Regions from separate parts of the Homo sapiens genome. Here region 2 is linked to region 1. A link is a loop called in an ENCODE intact Hi-C map of the cell type or tissue named here. Cell type or tissue: Calu3. All regions are shown on one strand. Links, peaks and the distances in the headings refer to the core of each region. The heading gives the core; the rest is flanking DNA. Region 1 overlaps CALN1 (calneuron 1). Region 2 has its middle 70 kb from the start of CALN1.

Region 1 (9,645 bases), core at 993-8,992:
TTGAAGTCATGAGTCCAAACTCACTAGTCCACAGCTGTGTGACTTTCAGCCAGGTATTTAACTTCTCTGGGGTTAGGTGCCCTCATCCATAAAAACGTTATTGAAAAGATTAAATGAATTAACCTATGCCAAGTACTTAGAAAGCAGCACTTACATAACCATAAGCTGTAAGTATGCTGCCTCAATCTTTATGCTCACTTTCAGCTGCCCCCTAAGACTTCACCTATTCAATTTAAACACTTGATCTTCTAGGACATAATGCACACACCCTGAAAAAGCACTGTCTATTTGAGTCCTTGAGTTTCGCATTTATTGTCTTCATCTCAAGGCAGCTCACAAAGAGCCGGGCAGGAAACCGTCCCTGTCGACACTGACATGCTGAGACAGGTGACTTGGGTTGAGAAAGCAAGAAAAAAGGATCCAACGAAATACAACTTATTAGTCATCACGCGTTGAGCACATCACGGCTGGGTGATAAATGCCAAGAGCATCAATTATGAACTATTCTTACAACAAGCTGAACATATTCACCACAACACCAAGAAATCTATAGGTTACAAGTGTTCTCTATGGGTTTCAACGACAGGAGACAATATTTTGGGCGAAAATCGTAAACGTAATTGTTTTGCGTGAAGTGGGGCAGCCTACATCAGCGTCCCACCTGGAAACAAGCTGTTGAACATCTGTCAAGGTGTCAACTCCAACTGCAGAAGCAAAGAATTTCATTAAGCTTCTGTGTAGTTAACTAAAGTTGGTGAGGTGCCTGGAGGGAGGGGACGGAAAATCACAGGTATAATTAACTGTGACATCGCTGGAGTCACAGGTGCCTTTAACGTGACTATACCCGCAGTCTTTCTGGATAGCTCTGTCTCCTGATTCTCCCTTACCAAGAACAGCACAAAGTGTCATCTCTCTTGGCATCTTCCTGCCACGTCTGTCCTCCTGAGCAGACCTCCTGTTCTAGTGGTCTGTGACTCTAAACAAATCACCCTGGGTCCCAGCTTCCTCCACCACAAAACACAGTGGTTTAGACCAGCTGTCCCCAACATTTTTGGCACCAAGGACCAGTTTCGTGGAAGACAGTTTTTCCCATGGACCGGGGGCAGGAGAGGATGGTTTGGGGATGATTCAAGCACATTCCATTTATCGTGCACTTTATTTCTATTATTATTAGATTGTAATATACAATGAAATAATTCTACAACTCACCATCATGTAGAATCAGTGGGAGCCCTGAGCTTATTTTTCTGCAACTGGATGGTCCCATCCGGGGGTGCTGGGAGATAGTGACAGATCATCAGGCATTAGACTCTCATAAGGAGGTTGCAACCTAGATCCCTTGCATGCACAGTTCACAATAGGCTTCCTATGAGAATCTAACACTGCCGCTGATCTGACAGGAGGCGGAGCTCAGGTTTACGGTAATGTAAGCAATGGGGAGTGGCTGTAAATACAGAAGCAGCACCGCTCCCTTCCCCACCGCTCACCTCCTTCTGGGTAGCCTGGTTCCTAACAGGCCATGGACCAGTCAGTACCCATCCATGGCCAAGGGGTTGGGGACTTGTTTAGACTAGATAATTCCTAAGTTCCTTTCCATTTCTCCAAGCTTCCAATTCTGACACTATAAATTCTGACCAGGAGTGAAATAAACCAGGCACAGAAAGACAAACTTTGCATGTTCCCACCTATTTGTGGGAACTAAAAATTAAAACAATTGAACTCATAGAGATAGAGAGTAGAAGGATGGTTTCCAGAGGCTGGGAAGGGTAGTGGGGGAATGTGGGGGATGTGGGGATGGTTAATGGGTACAAAAAAATAGGAAGAATGAATAATACCCTAGTACTTGCTAGGACAACAGGGTAACTATAGTCAAAAATAATTTAATTTTAAATTTAAAAATTTAAAATCCCTTGTTCATAACACAAGGGATAAACGTTTGAGGGGATGGATATACCCCACTTACCCTGACATCATTATTACACACTGCATGCCTGTATCAAAATATCTCATGTACCCTATAAATATGTACCCACAAAAATCAAAAAAATTTTTAAATAAATAAATATCCTGGGTGGAGTGGGAACAGAAAAAGGACAGGGGAGGGGAGGGGAGGGGAAGGCACGCAAAAAAACCAATTTGTAATTCAAACCACACAGAAAAAAAAAAAAAAAATTCCTGACCAGGGACAGGAGAATATGCTAAATCTTGAAGGATAAATAAGTTTCATCCTGACAACTGGTTCTGAGAGGGACCCTGTAGAGAGGACTCAGAGTGTGCTGTGAGCCTTTGCAGTGAGTCTGTCTTGTTCTGAGGGGTGGGAAAGGCAGGAACCCAGTCCTTTGTTCTCTAACCCTGCCCTGGATGAACCCACGCTACCAGGCATCTCATGAAAAGGCAGTGATTCTGGAAGCCCTTCGTGTGAAGCTACGGATGTCAGGAAAATGCTTCTCTTAACTAGCATCTTGGTAGTCCCACTGTGGTCCACCCTATAGCAGTGGTGGCTGCAGCTTGTTGGAAATGCCTGCTCCACGGGCGATTGCCTGAGGTCAGGAGTTTGAGACCAGCCTGGCCAACATAGTGAAATCCCGCCTCTACTAAAAATATTTTAAAAATCAGCTGGGCATGCTGGCATGCACCTGTAATCCCAGCTACTCAGGAGGCCAAGGCAGGGGAATAGCTTGAACCTGGGAGGCAGAGGTTGCAGTGAGCTGAGATCACGCCACAGCACTCCAGCCTGGGGACAGAGCGAGACTCCATCTCAAAAAAAAAAAAATAAAAAATAAAGAGAACAAAAAGAGAAAGAAAAAAAGGGAAAAAAGAGTTGCCTTCCCCAAACTCAACGATCATAATTTGCAGTTTAGGCTGAGCACGGTGGCTCATGCCTGTAATCCCGGCACTTTGGGAGGCTGAGGTGGGTGGATTGCTTGAGTCCAAGATTTTGAGACTGGCCTGGGAAACATAGCGAAACCCCATCTGTACAAAAAACACAAAAATTAGCCGGGTGCTGTGGCACACGTCTATAGTCCCAGCTACTCGGGAGGCTGAGGCAGGAGGATCACTTAAGCCCAGGAGGTTGAGGCTGTGCCACTGCACTCCAGCCTGGGTGACAGAGTGAGACTCTGGGTTTTTTGTTTTGTTTTGTTTTTTTAAATGCAGTTCAACAAGATCCCCTGGTTGGCACATCCCTTGGAGAAATGGTGTCCGAGTGCCCTGGTTCGCAAAGTTGGCTGTACAGTGGAATCACCACTGCCTCCCAGGCCCCAGGAGACTCCTGGGATGTGATTAGAGCATTGGAATTTTTAAGCCTCCCCAGAGAATTTTAATGTGCAGCAAAGTTTGAGAACCACTGAATTAAAATCTCTGCTTCAGATTCTAGCACTCAAATCCAAGTTCTGGAGGGATTTCACCTCCTCCAGAAAGGTCTGTTTCCTGAAAAAGCATCACTGATAACCATCCTTTTCCAAGACCACAGCAGGGTCATCCCATCTCTGGAGTTATCATTTATGACGGGGTCACTGTCCCAATCATACCTGCCTCTTGCATTTACCTTCCCTCCTAATATTATTCCCCAATAACCTCCAAAATCTTTCCCTAGGAGTGGAAAGCTCATTTTCAGCTCTGGCTCTCTCTCTCTTTTTCCCTCCTTTTAAATGATGTAATTTATTTATTTATTTATTTATTTATTTATTTATTTATTTAGAGACAGAGTCTCCCTCTGTTGGCCAGGCTGGAGCTCAATGGGGTAACTTGGCTCACTGCAACCTCCGCCTCCCGGGTTCAAGTGATTCTCCTGCCTCAGCCTCCCGAGTAGCTGGGACTACAGATGTGTACCACCACACCCGGCTAATTTTTGTATTTTTTTGGTAGAGACAGGGTTTCACCCTGTTGGCCAGGCTGGTCTTGAACTCGTGACCTCAAGTGATCCACCCGCTTCAGCCTCCCAAAGAGCTGGGATTACAGGCATGAGCCACTGCTCTCAGTCTCAAATTTTTCCCTGTTGCCTACTACCCTTTGAGGGTTCCAGGGAGTTCTGTGCTGGGTTTTTGGAAGCTCGACAGATGCATTTATCTCTTTGGGTGTCGAGAATTAGAGAATTTCAGCGTTTACTTAAAGATTGCTGGGTGCACTGGCTCCTACCTCTAATCCCAGCACTTTTGAGAGGCCAAGGCAGGAGAATTGCTTAAGGGCAGGAGTTCAAGACCAGCCTGGGCAACATGGTGAAACCCCGTCTCTACAAAAAAATTTTAAAAGTAGCTGAGCTTGGTGGCAAACTTTGGTCCCAGCTACTCAGGAAGCTGAGGTGGGAAAATCATTTGAGCCCAGGAAGTTGAGGCTGCAGTGAGCCATGATTGTGACTCTGCACTCTAGTCTGGGTGATAGAGATTCTGTCTCTGAATAAATAAATGAAAATAATGCTGTCCGGGTGCAGTGGCTCATGCCTGTAATTCCAGCACTTTGGGAGGCCAAGGTGGGTGGATCACCTGAGGTCAAGAGTTCGAGACCAGCCTGGCCAACATAGGGAAACCCTGTCTCTACTAAAAATGCAAAACTGAGCCGGGCGTGGTGGTGAGCACCAGTAATCCCAGCTACTTGGGAGGCTGAGGCACAAGAATCGCTTGAACCCAGGAGGCAGAGGTTACAGTGAGCCAAGATCACACCATTGCACTCCAGCCTGGACAACGAGATTGAAACTCTGTCTCGAAAATAAATAAATAAAACAAGAGTGAAACTCTGTCTCAAAAATAAATAAAATAAAAATAATGCAGGAACCAAGTCAGTTAGTTGCCTAGGTAAATAACTTGAGGCTTGGGTCTTGGCAGGAAAAGAAAACCACCCATCTCTGCTGAGGGCAGATGATCTATTGGTGACCTGCTCCCACCAAGTGACTCATGAAGGGAACGGATTGATGGCAACCCACAAAACAGGCTTGAAAATGCAATAACCTCGCAGAGACCTCTCTGCCGCTTGACATCTGGGCAAAAAATGTGATTTAACTGTTTTTTGGTGGGCTTTTTTAGAAGACAGGGTCTTGTTCTGTCACCCAGGCTGGAATGCAGTGGCACAATCTCAGCTCACTGCAACCTCCACCTCCCGGGTTCAAGCGATTCTCCTGCCTCAAGCCTTCTGAGTGGCCAGGATTACCGGTGCCCGCCACCACGCCTGGCTAAATTTTGTATTTTTAGTAGAGACGCAGTTTCACCATGTTGGCCAGGCTGGTCTCGAACTCCTGGCCTCCCGAGGTCCGCCTGCCTGGGCCTCCCAAAGTGCTGGGATTACAGGCGTGAGCCATCATGCCTGGCCTTAATTTAACTATTGAAAGTGGTTTTACAAACTCAGATCCTGATCGTCCTTGCACAAAGGTTGCTTGTCTTGGATAGGCACAGAAAGGATGAAGGCTTTAGCTAGTGGGTTACATACCTCTGGGTTTCCAAGTACTAAGCCGTGACCCTGTGCAACATCTCTGTGACCTGGCTACATCTCTGTTTCTTCATCTGTAAAATGGGAGAAATAAAGCAGATGACACCTACTAAGCACTAAGCTAGTTTGCCTGCTGAGATGGAATATGTGTTTATGTGTATGCATATAAAATGAATCATCAGCCACAGATCAGATTAAAAAGCAGAGCAACTGGTTTTCCGAACCAGCAGTAGGAATGCTGGAGGCTGAGACGCCACATCAGTGTTCAGTACAGATGTTTGAGGTTTTCTTACCAGGCTATAAAAATGTTTACACAGTAATTAGGCCTGTTATCAGTACACAAACAGATTACAATTTGCAGAATGAATGAACAGCTCAAAAACCCTCTCGGTTTTCATGAGGTTCGGAGCATTTTCCTAATTCTTGGGTTTACAAAAATAAATTCGGTTTCCAATAACAAGGAGCCACAGCTGAGTGTAGGGGAAAGGGCTCTGGGGTGTGAAATGAACTCTGTTTGACAGTGCACATGTCACTCAGTCTCTCTGACTGAGTCTCCCCATCTGTCAAATGAGCTAACCAAGGTTCCTCTTCTCCTTTAAATTCCATGGTTCTATTACTTTGCAGTCAATGTCTTCTAAACACATATTCATTCTTTTCACCACAAAAGGATATGTTTAGTTAATGATTTTTAAGGTAGTAATTCTGCTGAATCACATGAGACTCCAATCCAACACTATTCAGTCATATTGAGACTGAGTTTGTGGCAGTTAATTCCTGACAATGAAGCCCCCAAGCCCAGTCTGTAGGATGAGACCACAAGGTCAACTTGGGCTTTATGTGAACATCCAGCTCTTCCAGAACACATCAATGGTTCTGAGTAACACTTGATTGAGGCTGGGTGCAGTGGCTCACGCCTGTAATCCCAGCACTTTGGGAGGCTGAGGCGGGAGAATCACTTGAGGTCAGGAGTTTGACACCAGCCTGGCCAGTATGGTGAAACCCGTCTCTACTAAAAATACGAAAATTAGGTGTGGTGACACGTGCCTTTAGTCCCAGCTACTCAGGAGGCTGACGCAGGGGAATCCCTTGAATCCAGCAGGCGGAGGTTGCAGTGAGCTGAGATCACGGCACTGCACTCCAGCCTGGGCAACAGAGCAAGACTCTGTCTCAAAAATAAATAAATAAACGAACACTTCATTGAACGTTTTTCTTTTCCTGTTTTCAAAGAATAATACTTAGTTGTAACAAATATGACACCAAAATAATTAGCCAAGCTGTCGAATTTGCACTTCTACATTTTCCTATTGCCTAACTTTTGATAATGAAAAAGTGCACGCGATTTGTAATCGTGATACAAACTTTTGGGATCCAATGATGTTTGGGAAAGCAATAATGTTTAAATGTTCAGAAATAAGCTTTTAATGAATATTTAATTGCTCTATTCTTCATAAGTATAAATTATGCTTTCAGTAACACTCTGAATACTAAAAAGGCAAGGTTCAGTTCTTCCTAGTTATGTGTTCAAATTTCCTAATAATTTGTTTAAAAGGGGGAAAAAAAGGTCATCTTGGTTTCAACCTCTATGAGAAGAAACTTGGAGAGTAATTTAGAAGCAAAGTAACTTCTTACAGCAATACCTCAAATTCAACAAAATTTAGATGTATGTATTTGAAATGCATAGAAAAAAATCTAACAATATATGTACTTGAAATGTTAATGGTATTGAGAATGAGAGTGAAGAAAGGTGCCTTCCAAGTTCTATGTAACATTTCTGTATAGCTTTTAATTTCTTTTTTTAAAAAAAAAATGTTTACTTTCATCGCTAAAAAATGTCTTAAGCACAAAACAGAGCCACTTATTGGGCACCTTGTCAAAACATGTAATACAGTTTGGCTGTGTCCCCACCCAAATCTCACCTTGAATTGCAATAATACTCACGTATCAAGGGTGGGGCCAGGTGGAGATAATTGAATCATGGGGGTGGTTTCCCCCATACTGTTCTCATGGTAGTGAATAAGTCTGATGAGATTTCATGGTTTTACAAATGGGAGCTCCCCTACACAAGCTCTTTCCTGCCATCATGGAAGACATCCTCTTGCTCTTCCTTCATCTTCCGCCATGATTGTGAGGCCTCCCAGGCATGTGGTACTACTGTGAGTGCATCAAGCCTCTTTCCTTTATAAATTACCCAGTCTCAGGTATGTCTTTATTAGCAGTGTGAGAACAGACTAATACGATGAGCATCCTGTGTTTTGTCCCAACCAGGACCATGGGTTTTTGAGATTAAAACTCCCAAAATAAGATGGTAGGGGAAAGTGTTTTGTAGATATAGTCTCCCAACATTCTATTCAAGGCATTGGTGATCATCGGTGTCTACATTTATTTACTTTTGTTGAGACAGAGTCTCGCTCTGTTGCCCAGGCTGGAGTGCAGTGGCACAATCTCAGCTCACTGCAACCTCCGCCTCCTGGGTTCAAGCAATTCTCCTGCCTCAGCCTCCCAAGGAGCTGGGATTACAGGCACCCACCACCATGCCCAGCTAGTTTTTTATATTTTTAGTAGAGACGGGGTTTCGCCAGGTTGGCCAGGCTGGTCTTGAACTCCTGACCTCAGCTGATCCAACCATCTCGGCCTCCCAAAGTGCTGGGATTACAGGCGTAAGCCAACGTGCCCAGCCCGGTGTCTACATTTTAAAACAAACATTTTTCCGATTGTAAATGTGTGTTCATTTGCAAAACCATAAAATCATTCATAACGCCAACAGCTTTGGACAAGCATTGTTAACATTTTTGGTCCATTTATTTCCATTGTTCTTCTGTACCACGTTTTTAAACAAAACTGAAATCATACTATAATTGCAGTTTTGTTTGTATCCACACTTAACTGGTACGTTAGAAATCACCAAATTAAGGTCACCAAAGCATTTTCTCTCCATCTGTTACTGTTAAACACTACATTTTATTTTACACTCTGATGGATAAAGACTCACTTTATTGTACCACAGTAGTGCAGGCAGAATGGACAGCTGGAGACAGGATGATCTTTGGAAAATATAGACTAAGTCATATCATTCACCTGTTTAAAACCCCTCAGTGGCTTCTACTGAACTCAGTATCAAACCCAAACTCCACAGGGTGACCCTATATGAGCTAGCCCCCATCTCTCTGAACTCATCTCCTGCCACACCAGTCTCCTTCCTTCTCCTCTAATGAACCCAGTTCATTCCTGCTTTGAGACTTTTGCACTGGCTGTTCCCACACCCTGGAAGTTCTTCCGCAGATATTTCCCCACTTTATCCCTTCATGTCATTCTGGTATCAGCCTAAATAGAGCTCATCAGTGAGACCTTTCTTGGTTGGGCGCGGTGGCTCATGCCTGTAATCCCAGCACTTTGGGAGGCTGAGGCAGGTGGATCACCTGAGGTCAGGAGTTCGAGACCAGCGCGGCCAACATGGTGAGACCCCGTCACTACTAAAAATCCACAAATTAGCTGGGCGTGGTGCCACGCACCTGTAATTCCAGCTATTCAGGAGACTGAGGCAGGAGAATCGTTTGAATCCTGGAGGCAGAGCTTGCAGTGAGCCGAGATCGCGCCACTGCATTCCAGCCTGGGCAACAGAGCAAGACTCCGTCTCAAAAAATAAATAAATATAAATACATAAATAAATAAAAATAAAAATACAAAAATTAGGTCGGGCGCAGTGGCTTATACCTGTAATCCCAGCACTTTGGGAGGCTGAGGCAGGCGGATCACCTGAGGTGTCAGGAGTTCAAGACCAGCCTGGCCAACATGGTGAAACCCCGTCTCTACTAAAAATACAAAATTTATCTGGGCGTGGTGGCGGGCGCCTGTAATCCCAGCTACTCCGGATGCTGAGGCAGGAGAATTTCTTGAACCTCAGAGGTGGAGGGTGCAGGGAGTTGAGATCATGCCACTGCACTCCAGCCTGGGTGACACAGTGAGACTCCATCTCAAAAAATAAGAATAATGACACAAAAATTAGCTGGGTGTGGTGGTGTACGTCTGTAATCCCAGCTTCCCGGAAGGCTGAGGCAGAAGAATCACTTGAATCCAGTAAGCAGAGGCTGCAGGGAGCCAAGATCGTGCCACTGCACTCCAGCCTGGGCAACAGAGCAAGACTGTCTCCAAAAAAAAAAAAAAAAAAAAGAGAGAGAGACCTTTGTTGGCCATCCAATCTGAAGCAGTGCTTGCATCTGTCTCAATTAT
Region 2 (9,645 bases), core at 589-8,588, 160 kb after region 1:
TAACTGATATTGCTCAGGGCCGCCACCTTCTCCTTACCCCTTTTTTAATTTTTGTTTTTTTGTTTTTGAGACTCTGTCACCCAGGCTGAGGTGCAGTGGCATGATCATAGCTCACTACAGCCTTGAACTCCTGGGCTCAAGCAATCCTCCTACCTCAGCCTCCTGAGTAGCTGGGACTACAGAAGAGCAACACCACATTCAGCTAACTTTTTGTTGTTGTTTTTGTAGAAACGGGGTCTTGCTTTGTTGTCCAGGCTGGTCTTGAACTCCTAGCTTCAAGCAATACTCCCACTTTGGCTTCCCAAAGTGCTAAGTCTACAGGCACATGCCACCATGCCTGGATAATTTTTTCATTTTATTTTGTAGAGACGAGGTCTCACTATGTTCCCTAGGCTGGTCTCGAACTCCTAGCCTCAAGGGATCCTCCTGCCTCAGACTCTCCTTCTCTTTTCATTGCCTTGCCAAGAGTCACCTTTGTGTCCATTGGGTTCTCCCAGGAATACTCGCCTTTATTCTCCAAAACCTCCTCTATCTAATCTCCTTTGTTCCAGTTACATTCGTATCACGCTTTTCTGACATCCCTCCCTTACCCATTATTGACTAAGCTGCATTAAGACAGGAACCATGTGGTATTCATCTTCATGTCTTCAGAGCCTAGCACGTTGCTTGGATCAGAATAAGCATGTAATAAATGAATGAATGAAAATGGATGATGATGCCAGGGCCATTGGCTCATGCCTGTAATTCCAATACTTTGGGAGGCTGAGTAGGGAGGATTGCTTGAGGTTAGAAGTTCAGGACCAGTAAGCAACGTAGCAAGACCTTGTCTCTACAAAATATACATATGTATTTTTATAAATATATATGTTATATATTATATATATTGCCACTGCAATATTTATATATACTTTATATAAATAGTTATATTTTATGCAAATATATTTATATTATATATTTATATAATATATAAATATAAATGTAATATATAAATAAATATATAAATATTATATAGAAATATATATATATTTTTTCTTAATTAGATGGGTGTGGTGGCATGTTCCTGTAGTCCCAGCTACTCAGGAGGCTGAAACAGGAGGATTCTTTGACTCCAGGAGGTCAAGGCTGCAGTAAGCTATGATCACACCACTGCACTCCAGCCTGGGTGACCAGGACATGCCACAAACATCCCAGTCTTCCTAAAATATTCATCCCAATGAGGATATGAAGCCCAGAGAAGGCCCCTGAGATCTCAGGGCCTAGTAAGGTGTATCAGTCTGTACCTGATTGCTTCCCCTGCTGCCTCCATGTCCTGACACTCTGTTATGCAGAAATGAACTGTGAGTGTATCATAAATAACCGGGTACCCAAAATAAAGTCAACATTTGCAAACAATGTGATTAAAATAATAAATTATAGGGCGTATACTGTAGTTTTAATTTGCGTGTCCCTAAAAACTAAGGTATTGATTGTTTCTTCACAGGTTTATTTGCCATGCATACGAACCACTTCTTTTTTTTTTTTGAGATGAAGTCTTGTTCTGTCACCAAGGCTGGAGTGCATTGGCGAGATCTTGGCTCATTGCAAACTCCACCTCCCGGGTTCAAGTGATTTGCCTGCCTCAGCCTCCTGAGTAGCTGGGACTACAGGCGGGTGCCACCACACTTGACTAATTTTTGTATTTTTAGTAGAGATGGGGTTTCACCGTGTTAGCCAGGCTGGTCTCGATCTCCTGACCTCGTGATCCGCCCACCTCAACCTCCCAAAGTGCTGAGATTACAGGCGTGAGCCACTGCGCCGGGACCATGAACCACTTCTTGGTTGAAGTGTGTGTACGTATATTTCATCTGTTTTAATGGGTTGTTTGTTTTCTTCTTATCAAGTTTGGAAAGTTCTTTATATATTCTGGATTCAAGACTTCTATAACAAGATTTACAAGTTATTTCCCACAAATATATTTATATGCCTTGTCTTTTCATTCCTTTAACAGTATCCTATAGACAGATGATTTTTTATTTTGATGAACTCTAATTTGTCTATTTGTAGTTTTTTATCATGCTTTTTGTTTTTAAGAAATTTTGCTTAACATAAGGTCACAAAGGTTTTCTCTTATGTTTTCTTCTAGAAATGTTATAGTTTTAGGTTTTACATATGGATATTCAGTTGTTATAGCACAATTTTTTTTTTTTTTTTTTGAGATGGAGTCCCGCTCTGTCACCCAGACTGGATTGCAATGGCGTGATCTTGGCTCACTGCAACCTCCATCTCCTGGTTCAAGTGATTCCCCTACCTCAGCCTCCTGAGTAGCTAGGACTACAGGCACAGGCCACCATGCCCAGTTAATTTTTGTATTTTTGTAGAGATGGGGTTTCGTCATGTTGGCCAGGCTGGTCTGGAACTCCTGACCTCGGAAGATTCACCCACCTTGGCTTCCCAAAGTGCTGGGATAACAGGCATGAGCCACTGAGCCCGGCTTACAGCACAATTTATTGACTAGACTAGCCTCTCTCCACTCAATTGACTCTGTATCTTTGTTGAAAATTAATTGCCCATATAAGTGTGGGTGTATTTCTGAACTTTCTATTCCATTCCATTGACACTTTTGTCTACTTTTACGCCAATAATACCTTAGCTTAATTGCTGTAGCTTTATAATATAATTCTTGAAATCAGGTAGCATTAATTTTCCAATTTTATGTTTTTCCTTCCAGTACGGATGCCTTTCATTTCTTGTTCTTATTTTCTGGCACTGGCCGAGAATCTCCAGTGCAATATTAACTAGAATGGTGAGAGGGCCCCTTAAGGGGAAACACAGATGTTCTTTATCAGATTGAGAACATTACCTTCTATTCCTAGTTTTCCGAGAGTACTTGTCAGGAATCAATGAAGGGTTTTGAGAAATGTTTTACTGTGTCTATTGAGAGTGGATTACATTGGTTGATTTTCAAATATTAAACCAACCCTTCATTCTTGGGATAAACGTTTTTAATCTTTCATCTTCTTTAAATTTATATGTTGTTAGATTTGATTTCCTGAAAATTTGTTTAGAATTTTTGCATTTATATACTTGCGGGATATTGGACTGTCCCTTTTTTCTTATCATGTGTTTGCCTTATTTTGGTATTAGAGTAATGAGCTGGGAAATATTCTCTCCCTTTCCATTTTCTAGGAGCGTTTGTGTGGTATTGGTATTTTTTCTTCATTAATTCAGAATTCCGTAAAGTTCAGAATTCATCATCTGAATCAGTAGAATTCAGAATTCATCAGTGAAGCTGTTTAGGCTTGGAATTTTCTTTCTGTGAATGTTTTAAACTACAAATTCAATTTCTTCACTAGACATAGGGTTTTTCAGATTATTGATTTCTCTTTAAGTGAACTTTGATAGCTTACATCTTCCAAAGAATTTGTCTGTTTCATTTACATTGTCAAATTCATTGGCCAAAAAAAAAAATTGTTCATCATATTTTTTATAATTCACTTACTGTATATGGAATCTCTAACGATGTCACCTCTCTCATTCCTGATAGTGGTAATGTGTATCCTGATAAATCTGGCTAGATGTCTATCAATTTTACTTACCTTTTTTTGTTGTTGTTTTTTGAGACTCTCGCTCTGTTGCCCAGGCTGGAGTACAATGGTGCGATCTCGGCTCCCTGTGACCTCCGCTTCCCGGGTTCAAGCGATTCTCCTGCCTCAGCCTCCTGAGTAGCTGGAATTACAGGCGCAGGCCACCAGGCACGGCTAATTTTTGTTTTTCTGGTAGAGACGGGTTTTGCCATGTTGTCCAGGCTGGTCTCAAACTCCTGACCTCAAGTGATCCGCCCGCGTCGGCCTCCCAAAGTGCTGGGATTACAGGCTGGAGCCACTGCGCCCGGCCTAATTTTTGTATTTTTAGTAGAGACAGGGTTTCTTCATGTTGGCCAGGCTGGCCTGGAACTCCTGAACTCAAAGCAATCTGCCAGCCTAGGCTTCCCAAAGGGCTGGGATTATAAGCATGAGCCACCACGCCCAGCTGATTTCACCAATCTTATTAAAGAACAAACTTTTGATTTTATTGATATTCTCTGTTGCTTTTCTGTTTTCTATTTCGTTGATTTTTCATTCTGATCTTATTATTCCTGTTTTTAAAAACTCATTTTGGGTTTATTTTGCTCTTCATTTTCTAGTGTCTCAAGGTGGAAGCTTAGGTTATTTAAGAACTTTCTTCTCTAATATACTCGTTAGTGCTGTAAATGTCTAAATACTGCTTTCATGGCATGCAACACATTTTGATGTTGTTGTATTTTGATTTTCATTCAATTCTAAGTGCTAATTTCACTTTTGATTTCTTCTTTAACCCGTGGGTTTTTTAAAAGTGTGTTATTTGATTTCCACGTATTTGGGAATTTTCAGGAAGCTTTTCTGTTATTGATTTAGAATTTAACTTGATGTCTAATTTAACTTCATTTTGGTCATAGGACATTTTTTATTATTTGTATACTTTGACATTTGAGACTTGTATGTTCTATAAATATCATTTAGATAACTTGGTTGATAGTGTTTTTCACATCTTTATGATCTTTATTGATTTTCTGTCTACTTGTTTTCTCAAATATTGACACAGAGGTATTAAAATATTCAATTACAATTGTGAATTTGTCTATTTTTCCTTGCAATTATATCAGTTTCTGCCTTCAGGTATTTCGAAGCTCTGTTATTAGGAACATAAACATTTAGAATTATTGATTAATCAACATCTTTGTTATTGTGAAATCAACTTTTTTAATGTCTGGAAATATTCTTGATTCTGAAATCTACTTAGTCTGGTATTAATAGAGCCATTCAACTTCATTTTCATTAGTGTTAACATCATTTGCTTCTGACCCATTTGGATTTTTATATTTAAAGTCTGATTCTTATAGGCAATATATAAAGGGTTCTTGCTTTTTTATCCAAACTGAAATGCTTTGCCTTTTTATTAGAGTGTTTAGACCATTTCTGTTTAGTGTAGTTACGATATAATGAGGTCTAAGCCTATCATGATAATATTTGTTTTCTATTTGTTCCATCTGTTCTTTGGTCACTTTTTCCTCTGTTTCTAGCTTCTTTTGAATGAATTGAATTTTTTCTTTTATTCCATTTAATCCCCCTTTGTTGGCTTTGTTTTGCTATTTTAGTGGCTGATCCGGGTTATAGAATATTTCTTTATGACAGTCTACCTTCAAATGATACTATACCACTTGACATATAAGAACATTATAATAGTATTCTTCAATTTCTCCACTCCTAATCTTTGACTATTGTTGTCATATACTTCACTTTTCCATATGTTATAAATCCAATATTCCATTATTCATATTTTTGTATAAAAAGTCAATATCCTTTAAAGAGATTTAAATAATAAGAAAAAATACATATATATACTTATGTAGTTACCATTCCCAGTACTCTTCACTCCTTTGTGTAAATCTATATTTCCTTCTGGTCTCATTTTCTTTCCTCCTGAAAAAATTTCTTAAACACTTCATTTATTGCAGATATGCTTTTTGATTAATTCTTTCAATTTTCTGTGTCCAAAGAACTCTTTCTTTCACTTCCATTTTTGAAAGATATCCTTGCTGAACGTTGACTTCTAGTGCAAAGGGTTATTTTGTTTGTTTGTTTACTTGTTTAATATTTTAGAGATGTTCCATTGTCCTCTCACTTACTTTGTTCCTTGCAAGAAAGCCACTGTCATTCTTATCTTGTTTATTTATATATAACATGTCTGCTTTTCCTCTGGCTGCTTTTAAAATTTTTTTTAATCACTGGTTTTGAGTAGTTTGATTATGATATGCTTTGGTGTTGTTCTTATTTTCCCCTGATGTTTTTTGTGGGGTTTTGTTTGTTTGTTTGGTTTGGTTTGGTTTTTTTCCTTTTTCTTTTTCTTTTTTTTTTTTTTTTTTTTTTGAGACAAAGGCTTGCTCTGTTGCCGAAGCTAGAGTGCAGTGGCACGATCTCAGCTCACTGCAACCTCCATCTCCCAGGTTCAAGTGATTCTCCTATCTCAGCCTCCTGTGTAGCTAGGACTACAGGCACCCACCACCATGCCCAGCTAATTTTTGTATTTTTAGTAGAGACGGAGTTTCACCATGTTGGCCAGGCTGGTCTTGAATTCCTGACCTCAGGTGATCCACCTGCCTTGGCCTCCCCAAGTGCTGGGATTACAGGCGTGAGCCACCACACCAAGCCCTCCCCTGATGTTTCTTGTGCCTTGAGTTTATTGAGATTCTTAGATCTGTGAGTTTATAGTTTTCATCAAATTTCTAAATTTTCAGCCATTATGTTTTCAAATATTTTTTCTGCAATCCCTTCTCTCCTTTGCAGACTCCAATTACACATTTATTCGGTTGCTTGAAGTTGTCTAAACAATTCACTGATACTCTGTTCCTTGTTTTCTCTCTTTTCTCTCGGTGGTTCATTTTGGATAATTATCTTCAAGTTCACTAATCTTTTATTCTGAAATATTTGATTTGTTATTAACATTTTCCTGTCTATTGCCTCAGACATTGTGGGTTTCATTTCTGAAAATTTGGTTTAAAATTTTTTTTGAGACAGAGTCTCGCCCTGTTGCCCAGGCTGGAGTGCAATGACACAATCTTGGCTCACTGCAAACTTTTTATTACAGTCCCCATGTCTTTTCTTCACTTTTGAACATATGTAATACAATTACAATACTTGTTTTAATGTCCTGTCTGCTCATTCTGACACCATTGTCAGTTCTGGGGTGGTTTTCACAATTGATTTTTCTTCTCATTATGGGTCATATTTTTCTGCATCTTTGCATGCCTGGTAATTTTAGATTGGATATGAGTTCATATTGTGAATTTTACCTTGTTGGATGCTGGCTATTTTTAAATTTTTATAAGTATTCTTGATTTTTTTTTCTGGGACACAACTATTTAGAACTAGCTTATCTATTTGGGTCTTGATTTTAAGATTTGTTAGGTGGGACAAGAGCTGTGATTAATCTAGAGTTAATTATTCTCCTGTTGAGGAAAGACCTGTGAACTCTAACTTCTGTCCCATGAATTGTGAGGTTTTCTATTCTGGCTGGTGGGAACAGGCACTATTCCCAGTCCTGCGTGTCAAGCATCATCACCGCTAATCCTTTCAGGTAGTTCTTCCCCCAGTCCCCACCGCCCGCCCCCGCGTAGTTTCCTGACTTCCATGCACTAATCAATATCCAGCTGAATAGTTGAGGGTCGCCCTCTGGTAACTCAGGATTCCTCTGTGCAGCTTGCTTCTGTCTGGTGCTTAGTCCTTTGAATTCCAGCCACCTTCATCTCCCCAGAATGTCAGCTATCTCTTCTCAACTCAAGAAGGCTTCCTGGCTCTGCCTGGGTTTCCCACTCCCACAACACTGCCTGAGTACTCTCAGAGAAGAAAGCTGAGCAATTGTAGGGCTTGCCTCGTTTCTTTATCATCTCATTTCATCTCTTAGGGATAATGGGCCCTTCTTCTCTGATATCCAGCGTTTTGCAACTGTTTTTTATTGTTTTTTATGTATTTTGTCTTTTTTGTGTGTCCAAGCCTATCTGGGAAATCTGATCTCTGTTCTTTTACCTTGACTAAAAGTGAAAGCTCTATACTTTCTTGAATGGGAGAGAAATAGGTGGCCTTATACTTGTCTTGGCAGACAGACAAATAATGCACAGCCTCTCTAAATAATGCACAGTCTCTACTAAAAATACAAAAAAAAATTTTTTTTAATTACCTAGGCATGGTAGTATGTGCCTGTAGTCCTAGCTTCTTGGGAGGCTGAAGACAGAAGATGGGTTGAGCCCAGGAGATTAAGGTTGCAGTGAGCTATGATTGAGCCACTGTACCCCAGCCTGGGCAACAGAGCAAGACTCTTAAGTATTAACTCAACAACTAATACTGTGCCGGGGATGGTGGCTCACACCTACAATCCCAACACTTTGGGAGGCCAAAGTGGGAGGATCACTTGAGCCCAAGTGTTTAAGATCAGCCTGAGCAACATAGCAAGACCCTGTCTCTACAAAAGAAATTTTTTTAATCACAGAATTTAGAAAGTTTTTGCTATTTTAATTTAATCATTTTTTAAATCCATGCATAAATTTCATTTTAAAGTAAGGAATTGGATGAAGAAAGTTTAAGTAGTGCTGTCTACATACACATTTGTGCATAAGCTAGATTGATCTGTGGCCATTGCGCTTAACAGAAAGTTAAATGTGGCTGGGCATGGTGGCTCACGCCTGTAATCCCAGCACTTTGGGAGGCCCAGGCGGCAGACCACCTGAGATCAGGAGTTCAAGACCAGCCTGGCCAACATGGTGAAACCCCGTCTCTATTAAAAATACAAAAATTAGCCGGGTGTGGTGGCATGCACCTGTAATCCCAGCTACTCCGGAGGCTGAGGCAGGAGAATCACTTGAACCCGGGAGGTGGAGGTTGCAGTGAGGTGAGATCGCACCACTGCACTCCAGCCAGTTTGCAACAAGAGCGAAACTACATCTCAAAAAAAAAAAGTTAACTGTTACTGGACTAAATGTAGATATACAGTCATATGTTGCTTAACAGTGAGCATATGTTCTTTTTTATTTTTATTTTTGGAGGCGGAGTCTCACTCTGTCGCCATTGTTAGGCTATTTCATCGTTATATGAACATCACAGAACGTACTTACAGAAACCTAGATGATATAGCCTACTACACACCTAGGCTAGATGATACAGCCTATTGCTCCAAGCTGCAAACCTGTACAGCAAGTGACTGTACTGAATACTGCTGGCAACGGTAAAACAATAAGTATTTATGTATCTAAACATATCTAAGCATAGAAAAGGTATAGTAAAGATACAATATTATAATCTTATGGGACCACCGTTGTATATGTAGTCCGTCATTGACAGAAAAGTCATTATGCAACGTGTGACTTAATGAACTTCTCAATAAAAAGGCTGTAGTAATAATACATATAAACCTGTAAATCATCTATATCATACCCTTTTTTACAATACAATAACTTTTTTTTTGAGATGGAGCCTTGTTCTGTCGCCCAGGCTGGAGTACAGTGGCATAATATCAGCTCACTGTAACCTCTGTCTTCTGGGTTCAAGTGATTATCCTGCCTCAGCCTCCTGAGTAGCTAGGATTACAGGTGCATGCCACCACACCTGGCTAATTTTTTATATTTTTGGTAGAGACTGAGTTTCACCATGTTGGCCAGGCTCGTCTCAAACTCCTGACCTCAAGTAATCCGCCTGCCTTGGCCTCCCAAAGTGCTGGGATTACGGGAGTGAGCCACCGAGCCCAGCCACAATACAATAAGATTTAGTTGTACTACCTCTTCACTTGTATGTAGGTCTAAAAAAGTGTTTTTGAAAAATTTAAAGCTTTAAGATTTTTTATTAAAGTCATTTATATTTTCTCCAATTTCTTCCTTCATTCATTCAATAAATACTCACTGATTACCTACTATATGGTAGCTAGTAGATTTCTTATAAAACATCAAATTTATTTTCATCAGGTACTTTAGTTATATAGTTATAGAATGCAACTGGGGCAACATTTATTTTGCTTCCATACAAAATTTTAATGGATTCAGAATCTAGCCACATTCACGGGAGTATTCTTATTATGTATCATGTGTGTATCATGCTTTATAAT

What was found. Peaks named below come from ENCODE experiments on the same cell type or tissue, not always from the same donor. Only the 100,000 strongest peaks of a DNase experiment are listed, where the experiment ranks them.
Region 2: a loop joins it to region 1, with 5 times the contacts of the local background. A loop is called at or near these places in 3 of 110 quality-filtered maps.

The regions. Positions count from the first base shown.
Region 1 is chr7:72,320,902-72,330,546 of GRCh38, forward strand. The region is part of intron 2 of CALN1 (calneuron 1); the gene reads right to left. Among named protein-coding and RNA genes, the nearest start is that of CALN1, 87 kb to the right of the region's middle. RefSeq lists a silencer at 5,530-5,730. In Calu3, for the core only: no CTCF peak of the experiment used is centred there; a DNase peak (open chromatin) is centred at 5,650.
Region 2 is chr7:72,477,379-72,487,023 of GRCh38, forward strand. It overlaps a transcript of CALN1 not described here. Among named protein-coding and RNA genes, the nearest start is that of CALN1, 70 kb to the left of the region's middle. In Calu3, for the core only: no CTCF peak of the experiment used is centred there; no DNase peak of the experiment used is centred there.